Linked DNA regions of Homo sapiens: region 1 is linked to region 2. The links are chromatin contacts, found by Hi-C in ENCODE. All regions are on one chromosome and are shown on one strand. Each heading gives the region's core, a stretch centred on a gene start or an enhancer-like site at or near the end of the contact. The rest is flanking DNA. Distances are from core to core; before and after follow the strand shown.

Region 1 (2,833 bases), core at 229-2,728, 310 kb after region 2:
TTTAAAAGAGGACAAAAGGGGAACTAACATTTACCATATGCCCTTAGACACCAGGCATGACAGTAGGTGTTCACATACATACATACGCCACTGTGTTTGTAAGGTGCTGAGAGAAGATGGGACACTGAATCAAATAGAATACATAAGTGAAAGGGGACGCTCCCCCACCCCAATTACAACACTGCAGGGAGTCCTCGAAAGTCAGGAACTGCTCTTTGTTGGAGACTTATTTAATAATTAACAAAATTCTTCTGAGGTCCACTGAGCCCCAGAAAAGCAATGCAGCCCCTGGGCCTGAAGTCTGTCCACAAGTACATCCAAGTAGCAACCTTTGCCACCTGTTGTGCCCCAGACATTCTAGGTCAGTTCCAATAACCCAAGACTCCAACACTTATCATCTGCCCTTCCCCTCCCCTCTGGGACCAACACACTCAAGCCCAGGCATCCCCTTCATGGTTCCTCCCAGGCTTTGCTGGCCTTCTCAGCCCTCAGTACCCTGACAGCCCTCCCCATCCCAGCAAACCCCAGGCTGCCAGTCCTGTCCCAATCTCTCTCCCGGGCCTTGCAAACCTGAGACCCTCCTCACTCACTCACTCATTTATTCATTCATTCATTCACTGCCAAATATTTATTGACTAACTACTGAGGGATACAAAGCCCTGCTAACAGAAGAAAAACCTGAGGCTCGGGCACATTAGATGACTTACCCACAGTCACCTTGCTAGTTAGTGGCAAAACAGGTACCACGACCCATTATCTGGCCTCCTCACCAGTGCTTTTTTTTTTTTTTTTTTTTTTTGAGACGGAGTCTCGCTGTGTCGCCCAGGCTGGAGTGCAGTGGCGCGATCTCGGCTCACTGCAAGCTCCGCCTCCCGGGTTCACGCCATTCTCCTGCCTCAGCCTCCCGAGTAGCTGGGACTACAGGCGCCCGCCACCACGCCCGGCTAATTTTTTGTATTTTTAGTAGAGGCGGGGTTTCACTGTGTTAGCCAGGATGGTCTCGATCTCCTGACCTCATGATCCGCCCGCCTCTGCCTCCCAAAGTGCTGGGATTACAGGCGTAAGCCACCGCGCCCGGCCCACCAGTGCTTTTTCCCACACCACATCCACAATCTTTGGTCCACAGAGGCCCCGCTGTAATGGCAACGGGGAGAGGGTTGGGGCATCCCTTTCTCCCCAACTCCTCCGCTCAGCGCGCTCCACATTTCCAATCGTTATCGATGCTATCCCTAATTCCTCTTTTGAACCCACCTCAGGATCTCCCTTGCTTCTTCTAGAGGTGTTCTCCTTACTCCTGGGCCCTCCTGACCCCTAGACCCAACTGTGACCTCCCCTAGGCCCCCACTTTCCCCACTCAGAGCCCCCACCCAATTCAGGACACAAGGGGCCCATCTGAGGTTCTCCCTCACCATCTCCTCAGCCACACGCCCTGACTCCGGACTTCTGCTGCCGCCTCGGCGCCGCCAAGGCCCTAGTGTTGACGCGTTACCTTGGCAACCACTAGCCCGCGTTCTTCGGCTCAGGCCCCGCCCCCGGCCCCGCCCCTCCCACCTCCAGCGGGCAGTTGCCTTGTGCTGGTGGCTTAGGAACCGGAGCCCGTCGCTCCAACCGTTGCAGCTCCACGCTCCAGCCCAACCGCGGCTCTGAAGGATTGACCCGCCCTGGCGTGCCCTGCTCTCCACTTTGGCTTTGGCCAAACTTTTCGGTCAGAACCCGAACCTAAAGAACTTACTATGGGCCGAGGGGGTTCTAACTGTCAGCGGCCCCAGGAGCCTGGCCCAGGGTCACAGTTTTCCCCTGGGACTTCACCTAGGTTGCTATGATTACTCTTGCCCCATTGCCCAGGAGGCGCCAAGCCAACCCCTGATGAGTGTAGTCTGCAGAGAAGCCAGCAGGATCAGGACAAACCAGTTCCACAGCAGGAGAGAATCTGGTCGGGTCAACAAAGAACTTCCAGCCCTGAGGATGTCTATGCAGTCTCAAGAGCAGTTTCTTAAATTGCGGGCCTCAAATCTGCAGCTAAGAATCACCTGGGAGAGTTTATTAAAAATGGAGGCCCTACATTAGAATAAGTCAAAAGCTAAGGAACTGACTTTGGGGAGCTTGTCTTTTAACACTTCCTAGCTGGTATGTATTGTTCTAGAAAGTACATAGGGGTTTTGTCATTTTTTCCAATTTGGTTTGGCCTCTCTACCTCCCAACTTGCAGGGCTGGCACTGAGCTCACTTTGGTAGGCTGCATGCTCCAAGCCTCACGAAGCTGTCCCACCAGACCAAGGACATTTGTCTTCCTCCAGTGCTGATTAGCTGATTAGCTAAGCTCTTGGTGTGACTCTGTGAGTCTCTGAGCTGCTTTCTCAAACCTCTCTCCAAACCCTCACAGCCAGTCTTTCTGAAGCTCTTACTCCAACTTGGGCACTGAAGGCTATTCACAAGCCCCGGGGGAATGGAAAGAGGGAGACAAGGTCACTTCTTGCTGCTTTTAAAAGGACTTACTCCAACAGGCTTCACATTCCTTCCCTAGATTTCCCAGCCTTTATCTCCTTTGGGATCAAGAGTACAAAATTGTGTCCCCTGCCCAGTCCCACCAAGTGTTGAAGGCTTAATCAGAGGGAGAAGGGAAGGCCTGAAGAGGAGGAGCACAGTCCCTGGGAGGCTTGGGACTGAGAGAAGGGGCTGTTTTGTTCGTGGGAACCTTCCTTACTAAGCCTTGGCATTAGAACCCCGTTCCCTGCAGCTCAGAAAGAAGGGAAGACAAGTAACCGGCCCACTGTGAATAAGGTGCTTCCTGTATTCACCCCATTCTCCCAGGCACATCTGCATGACATAGTTAC
Region 2 (2,700 bases), core at 89-2,588:
ATTGGCTTCCAAGCAAATGGTCTGTATTTAATTCAGGAGTCAATAGATGCATAATCCCAACTTTATCACTAACCTATACTGTGCAACAAGCCAGATAAGGCTTCACAACCTGGGATTCCATTTAGAGAAAAAAAGTAGAGAATGGAAACTCCCCAGGGATGAGAATAGGAAGGATACTTTGAACAATGATAGAGAAAGTGTATTCTTGGTGGCAGTGATTGTGTCATTGAAAAGGCTGATTAGGTCTGTGGTGAGCTAACAGAAGAGAGAGTGAACAAGAGGCTAAACAGTAGGATGAGAAACAAGACACCATATAATTCAGGGATGAGAGAGAAAGAAATAATGTGGCTAGAAAGAAGAACTTCAGTTTGATATCTCAGAGGCAGAGAAGGTTTGAGTGGTGGTTAATAAACTGTACAGAGAGAGAATGAAGGAGACATAGAAAGAATGAAGGTGGAGATCTCTGGGGCTGTGAGAGAGCCAGTGACCACTGAATCCCCAGCACCTAGTGTAGTAACTGAGAGCTAGTGAATAAATGTATTAGTGGGGTCATCACCAAAGATGGATTAGATATACACTCAATGACCAAGGACTCAAAGAAGAGGAGAGAAAAACTTGGGGAGATGCTGACATCTCTGCAGGTAGCATGAAGTAACCAGAAAACAAGTCGTAATGAGAAATGGAAAGATCTAGGATAAGGAAGCACCATGATATGCAAACGAAAAAAAAGCACTGAGTAGAAGTAGCAGAAAAATACTAAGCTTCATGGGGACAGAAAGTTTATTCTCCAAGTCCCTCTTTCCCCTTAGCTTTGCCTGGATGTATTACTTGATGTTGAATTAGTCAAAGTTGAAGGCACTTTTTAGGGTCTTCAGCAGAAAGCAGAATCCTAGAATATCCTACAAATACAAGACAACTTGAGAACTATAAAAGAAAGAAAAGGCCTTGTTCCCATAGCCCACAAGAGGGCTGAGCTCAGCGATACACTCTGTGTGGCTCAGGAGCTTCTGGCAGAGCACAGAGCCATCAGAGAGGGGGCCCAGAGAGCAGAGAGAGGCTCTGCTGACATGGCCAGCCCAGCGCCTCATCCCATCCATAACCCTGCTGCCCTGCAATGACTCTCTTCCCAGCAATAAAATCTGGGTCACAGGAGTTGGAGCTCTAGCCATCACTTGTCTCTAATAAATAACTCCCATTGATTTTCCAGCTCAGGGCTCACCACTCCTTCACCGTAAGCGCCAGGAGGCAGACCTGGAAAATCACTCACATATTATTGGTGCTCTTCCTCCCCCATCCTCACCCAAGGTGCATATAAACCCTGAATAACCTGAAGTCTAAGGGCATGAATATCAGACGCTAGGGGGACAGCCACTGTGTTGTCTGCTACCCTCATCCTGGTCACTGCTTCTGCTATAACAGCCCTAGGCCAGGAATATGAACAAGCCGCTGCTTTGGATCTCTGTCCTCACCAGCCTCCTGGAAGCCTTTGCTCACACAGGTAAGGAGGTGAAGGAATGGTCAAGAATCATAAAGTGAGAAAATAGGTTGAAGCTGAGATATCTTTTCCCTGCATTTATACTGAAGGTCATTATCTTTCTTTCTTTATCCCGCAGACCTCAGTGGGAAGGTGTTTGTATTTCCTAGAGAATCTGTTACTGATCATGTAAACTTGATCACACCGCTGGAGAAGCCTCTACAGAACTTTACCTTGTGTTTTCGAGCCTATAGTGATCTCTCTCGTGCCTACAGCCTCTTCTCCTACAATACCCAAGGCAGGGATAATGAGCTACTAGTTTATAAAGAAAGAGTTGGAGAGTATAGTCTATACATTGGAAGACACAAAGTTACATCCAAAGTTATCGAAAAGTTCCCGGCTCCAGTGCACATCTGTGTGAGCTGGGAGTCCTCATCAGGTATTGCTGAATTTTGGATCAATGGGACACCTTTGGTGAAAAAGGGTCTGCGACAGGGTTACTTTGTAGAAGCTCAGCCCAAGATTGTCCTGGGGCAGGAACAGGATTCCTATGGGGGCAAGTTTGATAGGAGCCAGTCCTTTGTGGGAGAGATTGGGGATTTGTACATGTGGGACTCTGTGCTGCCCCCAGAAAATATCCTGTCTGCCTATCAGGGTACCCCTCTCCCTGCCAATATCCTGGACTGGCAGGCTCTGAACTATGAAATCAGAGGATATGTCATCATCAAACCCTTGGTGTGGGTCTGAGGTCTTGACTCAACGAGAGCACTTGAAAATGAAATGACTGTCTAAGAGATCTGGTCAAAGCAACTGGATACTAGATCTTACATCTGCAGCTCTTTCTTCTTTGAATTTCCTATCTGTATGTCTGCCTAATTAAAAAAATATATATTGTATTATGCTACCTGCATTTGTTTAGTGCTTGTCATAGTCCCATATCTTTATCTTATGTCTACTACTTATCTATCTACTAATTGGTGTTTCATTGGTAATTGGTGTTTCATTATCCTGAAAACTCCAATTGCCAAGTACGGGGAGGAAAACCTGTAAGTAACTAGAAAGATATATCACAAAGCCAGAGCACTCAATGAGCACAACAGTGGCAATACTTAAAAGCTACTAACAATCATTTTAATGACGATTCAAAATATGTGTGGAATTGTAATCACAATTCTCCTATTTGTTTTTCCAGCTACAAATCGATCAAAAAGGGGTCTGAGGTTGCA

The links. Hi-C counts contacts between places; a loop is a spot of excess contacts on that map. Pooled maps may share reads with other maps.
Region 1: a pooled map shows a loop between it and region 2 (2.7-fold over the local background). The contact joins the promoter of CFAP45 here to the promoter of APCS in region 2. A Hi-C loop is called at or near these places in 3 of 168 maps with a recorded cell type or tissue (PC-9, endothelial cell of umbilical vein and mammary epithelial cell), 3 of 37 single-sample maps with no recorded cell type and 7 of 50 pooled maps.

Annotation. Positions count from the first base shown.
Region 1 is chr1:159,898,687-159,901,519 of GRCh38, forward strand. CFAP45 (cilia and flagella associated protein 45) reads right to left here and starts at 1,479. Exons shown (of 12, transcript NM_012337.3): 1 at 1,410-1,479. The coding sequence starts at 1,412. MIR4259 (microRNA 4259) reads right to left here and starts at 1,393; the gene lies at 1,293-1,393. LOC124904435 (a long non-coding RNA gene) reads left to right here and starts at 1,564. Exons shown (of 3, transcript XR_007066679.1): 1 at 1,564-2,127.
Region 2 is chr1:159,586,488-159,589,187 of GRCh38, forward strand. It overlaps APCS (amyloid P component, serum), which reads left to right and starts at 1,339. Exons shown (of 2, transcript NM_001639.4): 1 at 1,339-1,498; 2 at 1,614-2,378. The coding sequence starts at 1,435. The coding sequence ends at 2,221.